Linked DNA regions of Homo sapiens: all the other regions are linked to region 2. A link is a contact called in ENCODE Hi-C or POLR2A ChIA-PET data. All regions are on one chromosome and are shown on one strand. The core of a region is the stretch at or near the end of the contact, and the rest is flanking DNA. Distances in the headings are between cores, read along the strand shown.

What was found. Hi-C counts contacts between places; a loop is a spot of excess contacts on that map. ChIA-PET counts read pairs that join two places held with the same protein, here RNA polymerase II (POLR2A). Pooled maps may share reads with other maps.
Region 1: a map of CD4-positive, alpha-beta memory T cell shows a loop between it and region 2 (11-fold over the local background). The contact joins the promoter of BMPR2 here to the promoter of NDUFS1 in region 2. A Hi-C loop is called at or near these places in 1 of 168 maps with a recorded cell type or tissue (CD4-positive, alpha-beta memory T cell), 1 of 37 single-sample maps with no recorded cell type and 11 of 50 pooled maps. POLR2A ChIA-PET finds 5 or more read pairs at or near these places in 1 of 52 experiments (activated B cell).
Region 3: a loop to region 2 is called in a pooled map, with 36 times the contacts of the local background. The contact joins the promoter of NOP58 here to the promoter of NDUFS1 in region 2. A Hi-C loop is called at or near these places in 7 of 50 pooled maps.

What each region holds. Positions count from the first base shown.
Region 1 is chr2:202,373,120-202,377,576 of GRCh38, forward strand. It overlaps BMPR2 (bone morphogenetic protein receptor type 2), which reads left to right and starts at 3,208. Exons shown (of 13, transcript NM_001204.7): 1 at 3,208-4,431. The coding sequence starts at 4,356. RefSeq lists enhancers at 2,056-2,215, 2,326-2,615, 3,770-4,457 and silencers at 2,706-2,755, 2,906-3,395, 3,526-3,585, 3,656-3,715.
Region 2 is chr2:206,157,541-206,162,171 of GRCh38, forward strand. NDUFS1 (NADH:ubiquinone oxidoreductase core subunit S1) reads right to left here and starts at 1,904. Exons shown (of 19, transcript NM_005006.7): 1 at 1,801-1,904. It overlaps EEF1B2 (eukaryotic translation elongation factor 1 beta 2), which reads left to right and starts at 2,355. Exons shown (of 6, transcript NM_001959.4): 1 at 2,355-2,519; 2 at 3,048-3,170; 3 at 3,806-3,932; 4 at 4,498-4,564. The coding sequence starts at 2,440. SNORD51 (small nucleolar RNA, C/D box 51) reads left to right here and starts at 4,341; the gene lies at 4,341-4,410. RefSeq lists enhancers at 1,582-1,991, 2,102-2,361 and a silencer at 2,622-2,691.
Region 3 is chr2:202,263,330-202,267,988 of GRCh38, forward strand. It overlaps NOP58 (NOP58 ribonucleoprotein), which reads left to right and starts at 2,434. Exons shown (of 15, transcript NM_015934.5): 1 at 2,434-2,657. The coding sequence starts at 2,613.

The sequences.
Region 1 (4,457 bases), core at 1,958-4,457, 3.8 Mb before region 2:
ATAATTTTTTTCCCTCCTTATTAAGTCAAGAACTCTGACTTTTTTTTTTTTTTTTTTTTTTTTTTTTTTTTTTTTTTTGAGACAGAGTCTTGCTCTGTCGCCCAGGCTGGAGTCCAGTGGCATGATCTCGGCTCACTGCAAGCCCCACCTCCCGGGTTCATGCCATTCATTCACTGCCTCAGCCTCCCGAGTGGCTGGGACTACAGGCGCCTGCCACCACGCCTGGCTAATTTTTTTGTATTTTCAGTAGAGACAGGGTTTCACCGTGTTAGCCAGGATGGTCTCGATCATCCTGACCTTGTGATCTGCCTGCCTCGGCCTCCCAAAGTGCTGAGATTACAGGCAAGAACTCTGACGTTTTAACTTACAGGAAGCACTTTACAGCTTCTGTATGGCTGAATTGCCAGCATCACTACTCTTGTGCTTTGGGGCCATTATTAAGTAAAACGAGGGTTAGTTGAACACAAGCACTTGGATATTGCATACTGCCACAGTCAGTCTGATAAGAGACTGCTACTAAGTGATTAAGGAGGTTATAGCGGATACACTGTACAAACCATGATTCACATCCCAGAAGGACAGTGTGGGATGGCAGCGATTTCCTCACAGCTAGTTAGTAACAGTACTCAATTTAAAATTTATGAGGCCAGGCGCAGTGGCTCACGCCTCTAATCCTATCATTTTGGGAGGCCAGAAGGGCGGATCACCTGAGGTCAGGAGTTCGAGACCAGGCTGACCAACATGGTGAAACTCCATCTCTACTAAAAATACAAAACTAGCCGGGTGTGGTGGCGCATGCCTGTAATCCCAGCTACTCAGGGGGCTGAGGCAGGAGAATCGCTTGAGTCTGGGAGGCGGAGGTTGCTGTGAGCTGAGATCGTGCCATTGTGCTCCAGCTTGGGCAACAAAAGAGAAACTACGTCTCAAAAAAAACAAAAACAACAACAACAAAAAAAAACACCACTTATTATTTCTGGAACTTTCCATGTAATATTTTCAGACCGTGGTTGACTGCAGGTAACTGAAACGGTGGATAAGGGGGAACTACAAAAAGGACACTTAATGTTTCTTGGAAAAAATCTTAAGCAAATAAAAATTGAATGATGAAGTACTTGATCTCAATTTGAGGAAGATAAAAGTGTACTACGAATTAATAAACTTTAAACTTTCTGCACCTCTAACATACTAAAATCCAATTTCTCTGAGTGCTAGAAACTCTCAGTTCTTGAAAGACAAATGGTAAAACAATACCGTTTCTAATTTAGACCTTTTGGGCAAAACAAAATACAGTAATAAAGCTATAAAGAATCGGTCGGGGGCGGTGGCTCACGTCTGTAATCCCAGCACTTTGGGAGGTCGAGACGGGCGGATCACGTGAGGTCAGGAGTTCGAGACCAGCCTGGCAAACATGGTGAAACCCTGTCTCCACTAAAAATACAAAAATTAGCCGGGCGTGATGGCGCCGCCTGTAATCTCAGCTACTCGGGAGGTTCAGGCCGGAGAATTGCTTGAACCTGGGAGGTGGAGGTTGCAGTGAGTCGAGATCGCGCCACTGCACCGCAGCCTGGTCGACAGAGCAAGACTCCGCCTCAATAAATAAATAAATAAATAAATAAAACCTAAATAAATAAAGCTAATGAATCAAAGCATATGCTCTTCGTCTTTTTAAGGGATTTTACTAGGTAGAATTTTTTTTTCTCTGTCTAAAGGGTAAACAGCATAAACATATTTCAACTAAAAAGAGTCTTAGAATCCGGGGTTGGTATTGCTACAACCCCTAATTATGGAAGATGTTTAGTATAACAGAACCAGTTTAAGGAATGTGGAGATTTATTTACATCAAATTCAGATAAAGAGGTAACAGCGGACTAGAAGAAGCAAGCAGAGCATGACTTAAGGAGTCTATCTATGACTGTATCTGTGGAACTGCCCTTAGCCACAATGAAAGACCAGCAAAACCAGCCTTCAGCATAACCCTCCTGCCTGGTAGGAGATGGGAAGGCCAGACTTCACCCCTCAAGATCGCCCTCCCACGCGCATTTTCCACCTCGCAGCTAAGAATTCAGTCCAGACTTCCGATCATGGCGCCACGCACGTCACCTTCTCCCCTCGCCGCCAGCAAAATCCCACCCACGTCGGCTGACCCCGCAGCGGGGTGTAAGGGCGGGAGGGATCCCGTCTCCTATACTGGTCGCTTGTACAAACCAGATCCAAAAAACGCACTACACAAATCCTTGGAAACTGCGGTACCAACGGGATCTTCTCAATTCCTTGAGTGCAAAATGATCCCACTCTCTATCCCGACACAACTCTAACTCCATTTTCCTTTCACGTGCCCTAAAAAGCCCTCAAGGCCCCCAGCCTTGGTGAATCCAGGCCCTCTCTCGGGGTGGGCACCGCGCTGTACGGACAGACGCGCGCACGCAGCGGGACGATTTATAGAATTAAAAGTCTTTTTTTTTTTTCTGGCTTCGCATCCTTGCAAATACTCAATATTCCTGTCAACTAAGAAGGCTAAGGGAATGGGCGGTTGAGGAAAGCAGGACGTCGATTACAGCGAACACATCAAAGGGGTGGTCTTTCCAATTCCGGCTTTTGTTTGAGTCAGAGGGGAGCCTGAGGAGGCCAAGGTCTCCGGTTCTGGGAAAGGCGGGTCCATCCGGATTCTTTGGGCTGCGGAGAGGGAGGTTCCAGCCCCGTGAAACAACAGAGGGCAGTTCTGCCCCTCGAGGCTTTCCTCCGAGAGTACTGAGACGGAGACGCCTCAGTCGGGAGAAATCCCGGAACTCGGAGGAGTCTGCTGAACGCCGAACAAAAGGATGTGGCCGTCGTCTCTTAAACAAATACGCGAATCCCAAGCCATGCACATTTGGAAGGCATGTGTATGTGTGTGAAGGAGAAAGGCCACCGCTGCCCACCGCAGCCCCACCCAGCCCTCGGCCATTCACCGGAGAGACGCGCTGCGGTGGGGCCTCGGAGCCCTCAGCCAGCCCCGAACGAGGGGCGGGGCCGGGCGGGGCCGTGAGCGCGCAGGCGCAGTGCGGGCTTCATCCCGCCGCCGGCGCCGCCGCCGCCGCCGCCCGCTCTGCACCACAGGCTAGAGACAGACAGGGCCGGGAAGAGCCGGAGACTGAGGAGGAGGCGGAGGCGGCGGCGGAGGCGGGGCGACTCCGGTGACCGGGAGCGCCGCAGACTGGCAGCTGCGGCGACTCCCCCCTTTGTGTCTGGTCTGCTCGGAGCCACTGGAAGTGCCTCCCGGAGGGACGCAGGGTGTCTCGCCGCCTCCCTGCCCACCCCCTTCCCCGGCTACCTTCATCCGCCCTCCCGCCGCCCCCCGCCCTCGGTCCGCGACGCCCGAGTTCCGTCAGGAGCCCAGAGCTGCGGGAGAACGAGGCGGCGGCGGCGGCGGCGGCGGCGGCGGCGGCGGCAGCAGCAGCGGCTTCCTCGGGGGGTTGTGATTCGCTCACAGGAGCCATTGACGGGAGAAGAGGAGGCTTTCTTGGTGGAATTTACCTCAGGCAAGATCGAGCCGCAGGAATAAAAAGCGAGGAAGGGAAGGGAGCGCCGCCGGGAGGACTAGAAGGGGCAGCCTCTCACACCCACTCCGCCTGCCGTCTCGGGGAGCCCGGACCGGGGCCGCGACCGCGACCCCTCCCCTCCCCCGCTCCTACCTCTCCTCAGCCTTCGCCAGGGCCTCCCCAACCCTCTCACGGTTGTTCTGCGAAGGCGTGGGGACTGTGAGCTTGTCCATGGAGGCAGGCACCTTTTTTGATCCAGTCAAGGAAGAGGATTTGTTGTTTTCGAAATCAGAGTGAAGGAAGCACCGAAGCGAAACTTAAGGAATCCTGCCTTCCCGGAGCCGCGGGCGATGCGACTAGGGCTGCCGGGCGCCGCCGCCGCCCGTCCGGCTTCGTCCTTCCCGGCAGTCGGGAACTAGTTCTGACCCTCGCCCCCCGACCCCGGATCGAATCCCCGCCCTCCGCACCCTGGATATGTTTTCTCCCAGACCTGGATATTTTTTTGATATCGTGAAACTACGAGGGAAATAATTTGGGGGATTTCTTCTTGGCTCCCTGCTTTCCCCACAGACATGCCTTCCGTTTGGAGGGCCGCGGCACCCCGTCCGAGGCGAAGGAACCCCCCCAGCCGCGAGGGAGAGAAATGAAGGGAATTTCTGCAGCGGCATGAAAGCTCTGCAGCTAGGTCCTCTCATCAGCCATTTGTCCTTTCAAACTGTATTGTGATACGGGCAGGATCAGTCCACGGGAGAGAAGACGAGCCTCCCGGCTGTTTCTCCGCCGGTCTACTTCCCATATTTCTTTTCTTTGCCCTCCTGATTCTTGGCTGGCCCAGGGATGACTTCCTCGCTGCAGCGGCCCTGGCGGGTGCCCTGGCTACCATGGACCATCCTGCTGGTCAGCACTGCGGCTGGTGAGTAGCTCCGGCCGGCACGTCCC
Region 2 (4,631 bases), core at 654-3,153:
TACTCCATTAGAGCACTGACAGATTTGAAATCAACAATCAGTATTTCATACAATTTTAAAACTTTAATACTTTTTTATCTCCAATGCAATATAAAAATAGTACTCACTTTGGATAGGAAATCAACTAGAACTAGACTGTTGACATCCAGCAACAAAGCATAGCCCAACATAAGAAATACAGATTTGCAACACTTCGATATGTGCTTTGAACATTGATATGCCAAGTAGCAATAGAAATAATTATCTCTTTGGATGGAAAATGTTAATGACTAATCATTTCTTAAACTAGACTGGATACTTTTCCATATAGGGACTATGCTATTCCACGTTCTCCAACATGGATCCATCCATTTACTTCTTGCCTTCCAAGGTACCACCCTATCCCAATCCACCATCACTCCTTGCCTGGAGTATTTCAATAGCTTTTTTTTTTTTTTTTTTGAGACAGAGTCTCGCTCTGTCGCCCAGGCTGGAGTGCAGCGGAGCGATCTCGGCTCACTGCAAGCCCCGCCACCCGGGTTCACGCCAGCCTCCTGCCTCAGCCTCCCAAGTAGCTGGACTACAGGCGCCCGCCACCACGCCCAGCTAATTTTTTGTATTTTTAGTAGAGACAGGGTTTCACCGTGTTAGCCAGGATGGTCTCGATCTCCTGGCCTCGTGATCCGCCCGCCTCGGCCTCCCAAAGTGGTGGGATTACAGGAGTGAGCCACCGCCTCCGGCCTTCAATAGCTTAACAGGTCACCAAGCTTCCACACTATTCCCACACAGCCTCTCCCCTCTTGCCACCGGCTGTGACCTCAGACTGAAATGCTCTTCCCTGGCCCCTCCTTATCCTTCAAATCTTGGCTTAAAAGCCTTTTCTCAGTTTCATTGACCAGGCTATCTAACATTTACGATTCCCCCAGCATATCATCCATTTTATTCTTCTTTACGGACTCATTTCTGGCTCGTAGTAAATGTTCAATAACGGTTAAGTGAACTGAATCTCTAATTTCTGGTCGTTAATTTGTAGAGACCACTTTCCCGGATTTAAAAAGTGCAGGTGCTCTGGCAGCCTTAAGTCGGTGAAAACAAGAATATTCCGCAAAACAAAAATAACTTGTTTATTCATCAAAAACAGTTAACGTTACACTTCTATACCGTCAATTCGTGTGTGAACAGAGTTGTGTCTGATCCAAGACCTTACAGTTCAAGCACTGGATCCCAATAACCTGTAAACAACGTTTTGTTATTTGCAATGCAATCCTGGGCTAACTTTTCAAAAGTCGTTTTTCTCAATTTCCCGTTAGTTAAAGGAATAAAAAAATGCTGTCCAACGTGGTCAATGGACCAAACAAACAAGGACAACAAACAGAAGCGTGAGCCATTGCTAACACAACAGCGACCAAACAATCATGCACTGTATCAGGCGTGTAAAAATCTGGGGGGAAAGGCTTAGTCTTAAGGCCTAAGTCATCGGACACTGGTCCTCTCCCGGGGAATAAAACGGCCTCCTCCTCTGAGAGGGAAATGTCCTGAATTTTCCCTGCAGAGGGAAGGTCACCTGCAAGCCTACATTCGTGACAGCGTTCCCGAGGACCCCCTGATCCTCATCTTCTTTTCTGCTTCATCAGACCAGAGACCGTGGCTAAAAGCCCCCCATCTGCCGGCTCTCAGGGGCTTCCGAGGCGGCGGGGCGGGAGGCGGCGCCCAGTCAAGGACAACAGAAGACTACGTCGCGTGGGCCAAAGGAAACAGTCCCGTCAATAAATAAGCCTCTGGCCGACGCACCTCACCCTTCCCATCCATACAAGACCTCACCTTCTCCCCGGAGCCGCGGAGGCTGTTCTGCTAAACTGTCTGGACCACGACGACCCCCTAGGAGGCCGGGTCGCTTATTCAATATGGCGGCCTCGGCTAACTCTGTCAGCCGGGCCTGGAGAACGGAAAGCCCGGAGGGACTAGAATCCTTGCATTCGACAAGTTTGTCGGCAATTTCCGTCAGCCGACCAGAGGGCGGAGCTGAGGTCGGCCCAGCCCGGAGGCGGGAAGGACAACTTGGACCCGCAGTTCCGCCGGAAGTGGCCCCAGCCTCGAGGCCGGGCGTCTTCGGTCATCTCCGGCGCTTCTAGGGCTGGTTCCCGTCATCTTCGGGAGCCGTGGAGGTACGAACTTAAGACATGCCTATTTTATTAATTTACTTCCAAACGCAACGAAAGGTCCATGGACAATTTGTGGGCCATTTAATTCAGGGCCCCCAATTCGTACGTGGAGAAGTGGGAATGCAAAAGTACTTTGACCTTTAACCTTCGGTCCGGCGCGGTGGAGGGAAACGCCTCCGTCTCTATATAAGGAATTTTCCGGTCTCTTCGGGTCCTTTTTCCTCTCTTCAGCGTGGGGCGCCCACAATTTGCGCGCTCTCTTTCTGCTGCTCCCCAGCTCTCGGATACAGCCGACACCATGGGTTTCGGAGACCTGAAAAGCCCTGCCGGCCTCCAGGTGCTCAACGATTACCTGGCGGACAAGAGCTACATCGAGGGGTGAGCGGACGGGCTGAGTCGGGGTGGCGGGGAGGTTTCTCCGCCCGGGGCCGGGGCCACGTGGCGCAGCGTGTCGGCTGCCGCGGGAGGGAGGGAGGCCGGGCCCGGGGCCCTTTCGAGAGGGAGGGGAAAGCGCCCCGTTGCCGTCTCCCAAGGCCCTCGTGTGGGGCGAGCCCGGCCTCCGGGGAGCGGTTCACGAGCAAGGAAAGGTTAAAATGTGCTTTATTTACACTTAATTCAGCCAGGTGTTTCCGCATCGCTGCCCAGTTAATACATGTTAAGCTGTAGATAGAGCAACGCCAGACATTGCAGTATTTGAGGTCTACTTAGTGGCAGACATTTCTCAGGATAGCGCGGTGACCCAAACATATGGTTTGATTTGAAGGAGCTAATAAGAAAAGAAAAGCATTAAAGCAACCCTGCTGGGGTTAGTGCCCACTAATTAATGTGATGCATACGGTATTTATTATTTATTCGCTGGCGTTTGTTTTTCAAAGGTGTGTGTGAATGTTTCTGTGTCCTTGGCAGGTATGTGCCATCACAAGCAGATGTGGCAGTATTTGAAGCCGTGTCCAGCCCACCGCCTGCCGACTTGTGTCATGCCCTACGTTGGTATAATCACATCAAGTCTTACGAAAAGGAAAAGGCCAGGTAAAATCATCTTTGTATAGAGCTGAAGAATAAGACTGCTCTCGAAGTTTATCAGGATGTTCACATGACAAAACTGGACCCAGGCTACTTTAGTTTTGTTGGGATATTGTAAGCTAAATTTTTCTGTAACCTTAGAAGGCCAAGAGACTGAAGCCCTCCATTTTTTCACAGAACAGGTAGAACATGGACAGCAGCAATTCAACTTTTCCCCACACTGCCCTGCCAATGTGCCTCGACCTTGACCTGGGGGGCCCACCTCTGGGGTGAGAGGGTGGCTCATTCATTCAGTCCTTGGCCATTCTTCTGAAACTGCCAACAAGGGTGGAAGTTTGGGGAAGTGGACTCCAGTTCACTAAGAATGGAACTGAGCATACTTAATGAAATCTCAAACAGAAATGTTCATACTGAAAGAGTAAATCATAGTGAGTATTGAAAATAATGTCTCACATGGTACTAATGCTTGTCGGGTGAGGAGTTGAACATATGACAGTGTTTACCTGGGCGCATGTGAAAGGGTAAATTATGATTGCAAAAGGGATCTAGTGATAAGTAGTGATTAAAACAAGTTATTTTGTATTTTCTGGAAAAGGATGTTATACTAGCTCAATAGTGGTTGAATTTAAATGTTTTTCAAGCCTGCCAGGAGTGAAGAAAGCTTTGGGCAAATATGGTCCTGCCGATGTGGAAGACACTACAGGAAGTGGAGCTACAGATAGTAAAGATGATGATGACATTGACCTCTTTGGATCTGATGATGAGGAGGTATGGCGTCTTCTATAAAGAACATATCGGCCAGGCGCAGTGGCTCATGCCTGTAATCCCAGCATGTTGGGAGGCTGAGGCGGGTGGATCACGAGGTCAGGAGTTGAAGACCAGCCTGGCCAAGATGGTGAAACCCTGTCTGTACTAAAAATACAAAAAAATGTGGCAGGCATCTGTAATCCCAGCTACTCAGGCGGCTAAGGCAGAGAATTGCTTGAACCTAGGAAGCGGAGGTTGCAGTGAGCCAAGATCGTGCCACTGCATCCAGCCTGGGCGACAGAGCGAGACTCCGTCCCAAAAAAAAAAAAAAAGAATACATCGATCAGCAATTGTATCAATGTGGTTAAGCCAAATTGCCTGGATTTGAATCCTGGCTTTAATTTATATGCCTTTTTCAAATTCTGACTGGTTGCATGATGAATAAAATCAAATCACCATCTTTCGGCTGAGTTCGTGATGGATTTGCTTTTTTCTGATTAAGCCAGTCTTTTTTGTGATGACCCCACTAGCTTTAAGCAGAGGAACAACCAGCTTTCTGAAGTGGATTAATTTTTTTTCTTTACAGGAAAGTGAAGAAGCAAAGAGGCTAAGGGAAGAACGTCTTGCACAATATGAATCAAAGAAAGCCAAAAGTAGGTCATTTGTTTTTAACTTCATTTCATGTTAATGTAAGTAATCTTTTTCAAAGCTTGACCTTGA
Region 3 (4,659 bases), core at 1,184-3,683, 3.9 Mb before region 2:
GGATCACCTGAGGTCAGGAGTTCAAGACCAGCCTGGCCAACATGGGGAAACCCCGTCTCTACTAAAAATACAAAAACTAGTTGGGCATGGTGGCGTGTGTCTGTAATCCCAGCTACTGGGGAGGCTGAGGCAGGAGAATCACTTGAGCCCAAGAGGCAGAGGCTTCAGTGAGCTGAGATCGTGACTGAGATCGCGACACTGCGCTCCAGCCCTGGCGACAGACTGAGACTCCGTTTCAAAAAAAAAAAAAAAAAAAGAATTCACCCTAGATTCCTCTGTCCTGTGACTTTCTGTTATTCAACCCAGGATTTTCTTTCCTCTTAATCTCAGGTTGCAGAGTTGCTACCTATTTAATGTTCCACAATCTTGAGCAGGTTGCAATTTTTTTTTTTAGATGGAGTCTCGCTGTGTCGCCTAGGCTGGAGTGCAGTAGTGCCACCTCGGCTCACTGCACCCTCCGCCTCCTGGGTTCAAGCAATTCTCCCAGCAGGTTGCAATTTAATGATTAGGAACAATCTGCATATAGGGCCTGGGAAGTGAGTAAGGAAATTTTACCCCTGTTGGAAGACAGACTTGTGAAACAACTGGGGTATTTAATCCCAGTCCCTGAGACTGAAAGGCTTCCAGAAAAGCAAGTAACACTAAATCAAGAAGACAGTCTAAATTCAGCCCCGCACAGTGGCTCATGCCTGTAATCCCAGCACTTTGGGAAGCCGAGGTGGGTGGATCACCTGAGGTCAGGAGTTCGAGACAAGCCTGACCATCATGGAGGAACCCCATCTCTACTAAAAATACAAAATTAGCCAGGCGTGGTGGTACATGCCTGTAATCCCAGCTACTCGGGAGGCTGAGGCAGGAGAATTGCTTGAACCCGGGAGGCAGAGGTTGCAGTAAGCAGAGATCATACCACTGCACTCCAGCCTAGGCAACAAGAGTGAAACTCCGTCTCAAAAAAAACAAAGAAGAAAAAGAAAAAAAAAAAGACATTCTAAATTCATACCCTGGGGTCATTTTAACAAATGCAGCAAAAATAGGAGAGGCTTATTGAAAGAAAACTGTGCTAATAATTCATTTGGCCAGACAGAAGGGAACGGCCAGGAATGCTCACAAATATAGTGACAGTAATGGTGTCATTCTGAGGCCTTCGCCTCAAGGCAGGGCTTGAAAGGGGATAAAGTCTAATGGCACTAGCTGGCATTTCAAATTCTAGATGCCTGAGGCAGACTGGCACCGAAACAGCTCCTCGTTTCTCTCAAAGTGAACATATAATTCATAGAGGGTTAACAAAATAATATCGTGAAGTTTTTCCCCTTTAAATCTCTAGCGGTGGCGGGGCGCGGTGGCTCACGCCTGTAATCCCAGCACTTTGGGAGGCCGAGGTGGGAGGATCCCTTGAGGTCAAGAGTCCGAGACCAGCCTGGGCAACATCGTGAAACCCTGTCTCTACAAAAAATTAGCTGGGTGTGGTGGCACAGGCCTGTAGTCCCAGCTGCTCCGGAGGGTGAAGTGGGAGGATCGCTTGAGCCTGGGAGTTGGAGGTTGCAGTGAGCCGTGATAGTGCCACTGCACTCCAGCTTGGGCAACAGCCAGACTGTCTCAAAAAAAAAAAAAAAAAAAAAAAAAAAAAAAAAAAAGGCCGGGCCTAGTGGGTCACGCCTGTAATCCCAGCACTTTGGGAGGCCGAGGCGGGCGTATCACGAGGTCAAGAGATCGAGACTATCCTGGCCAACATGCTGAAACCCCATCTCTACTAAAAATACAAAAATTAGCTGGGCGTGGTGGTGTGTGCCTCTAGTCCCAGCTACTGGGGAGGCTGAGGCAGGAGAATTTCTTTTTTTTTTTTTTTTTTTGAGACGGAGTCTCGCTCTGTCGCCCAGGCTGGAGTGCAGTGGCAGGATCTTGGTTCACTGCAAGCTCCGCCCCCTGGGTTCAGGCCATTCTCCTGCCTCAGCCTCCCGAGTAGCTGGGACTACAGGCGCCTGCAACCACACCCGGCTAATTTTTTGTATTTTTAGTAGAGACGGAGTTTCACCGTGTTAGCCAGGATGGTCTCGATCGATCTCCTGACCTTGTGATCCGCCCGCCTCGGCCTCCCAAAGTGCTGGGATTACAGGCGTGAGCCACTGCGCCCGGCTAGGAGAATTTCTTGAACCCGGGAGGCGGAGGTTGCAGTAAGCCGAGATCACACCACTGCACTCCAGCCTGGGTTACAGAGCGAGACTCCGTCTCCAAAAAAGAAAAAAAGAAAAAAGAAAAAAAGGCGCAAAGGCTCCGTTCAGGCCCTAGATCCCGCGATACAAACTTTCTCGGCCCGCCCCAGCCCGCTGTGGCGGGAACATTCTGGAAGTGACGGCAATCTCTGCGGCAGTCTTCTGTCGGAAGTGACGTTGCTATCCCAGAATCCTCAGAGAAGGAGTAGCGCGTTCGTGCGTCCTAGTTCCAGTACAGCGTGGAGGGTTTAGGCAGCGTGTTCTGATTCTTTGCGGGACGGCGAGCGCATTTGTGCTTTGCCCGCCGCGGCCTAGGAGGCCTTTTGAGGCCGCGTAGTCGGTGTTTTTGAACTGACTCTACAGCTTCTGGCAGGCCGTGCGGCGCCCTGACCCGGCCTCACCATGTTGGTGCTGTTTGAAACGTCTGTGGGTTACGCCATCTTTAAGGTAGGTGGGAGAGCGAGCCGTTAAAGGGGGAAGGCGGATGCTGGACAGACGAGGAGAGGGAAAGACTTAAGCACGGAACTACTCAGAGTAGCGTGGGTGCCTGTTATAGCCCGGGCTCTGGGAGGAGGGAGAAGGCCTTTACACCTGAGAGCCATGTTACGTGTAACACGTGGCCCCGCCGTTTGGGGAGACCCGTTCTGCATTAGAGGATTTTATTTCCTCCCGTTGAAGGGGTGGGCAGGAGGCGTGTTAGAATTTAACAGATTATAGGGAATTCGGACTTTATTCTAGATGTTTTGAGGAATGATCGAAAGATTTTTTTTTTTTTTGAGATGGAGTTTCGCTCTTGTTGCCCATGCTGGAGTGCAGTGGCGCAATCTTGGCTCACTGCAACCTCCGTCTCCCGGGTTCAAGCGATTCTCCTGCCTTGGCCTCCCGAGTAGCTGGGATTACAGGCCTCCATCCACCACCACGCCTGGCTAGTTGTTTTTGTTTGTTTGTTTGCTTTTAGTAGAGACGGGGTTTCACCATGTTGGCCAGGCTGGTCTTGAACTCCTGACCTCAAGCGATCCACCTGCCTCGGCCTCCCAAAGTGCTGGGATTACAGGCGTGAGCCACCGTGCTCGGCCAATCGAAAGGATTTAAGCAGAGGAATGACCTGCTAATTTGTCTTAATACGGTTACTCTGCTGTGTGGAGATTAGACTCGAGGAGATAAGAACGGCAGCAAGAATACTTTTGCATTCATTTGGACAAGATGAAATTGCCTGGTATGGAGAGAAACAAATATCGATAGAAATTGTGAAGGTAGAACAGGAAGGACTGGCTAATAGATTGAATGTGGGGTTTTGGTTTAAATAAGATGTTAAGAAAGTTTCTTGGGGAAGGACTAAAGATTTCCGGTTTGGGCTGTGCGAAGCTTGCGTTGTCTATTAGACCTGATAATGCAGTTGTGTAGATCGGGCAGTTCAGTATTTCAGATTTGAAGCTTAGGGGAAAACATCTGGGCTGGTGATGTCAGTTTGAGGTTTGGTTGTTTTCGTGGGGAAAGTTTGACAAGTTCGTCAGCACTGAAATGGTTGAATGGTAAGACATTCGTATCGCAAGATGCTGTTGAGATGTTAGGAAGAATGAGTGAGATTGAGTGCCTTTTCTTGTGCGGTGCAACTCTTCTGAGGTCTGTGAATATAGCAATGAAAAATAAAGTTTTTATGTATATTCTACATATATATATGTTGGTAGAAAGCAAAAACGCTAGGTAAAAATAAATGTAATACAATTTTAGCTATGAACCAAAAAACCATTTGTGGTGTGGATGCAAGAAAGTCTGGATGGGTGCAGAGTTCTCCATGTTTCACTTCTGACATTTGAAAATACGCAGTTTGCATTTGATACGTCAAATGTTATTTTTAAGAAAACCAATAAAATCATTAAAACCGAAAAGGCAGTTTTGCTTGTTTTTACCTTAGTTGGAGTTATCTGCAATTGCCGTATTAGTGTTTTAAGGAACTTGTAAGTAAGCTCCTTAGTCCCCTTTAGAGCTACGAAACATGTCAATTTTACTTTTCTCCAGCTTTTTGGAATCTTATCTAAATTACCATGTAGAGTTCTGCATAGCTTCAAATTCTCTTAGCCAATGTGGTCTGTAAGTGTCTATCGATGAATTTCACCGTTAATTGCCGTAGTATACTGTCCTGTACCGGATGTGAAGAGGAGCAACTCTGCACAGTGCACTGGTTGTCTCCCATGGTAGGAAGGAATTGGCTTATCAATGGTCGGATTTCTAGACCTGGGTCCTAAAATACTCAACCGTGTCTCGATGAATTACTGATTTCTATTAATGAAAAGTGTCCTCCTCCATGAAAATGTCTTTGAGTATTCCGTTGGAGTTTGCAGTGCTATTTATCTGCAAGTTACTGTTCAAAATGATTAAATTGTGGTTTATGTAACCTAGTACTAAAGAAATAACTAGTTAAGCTCGAATATGTTGACATTGATTAGTT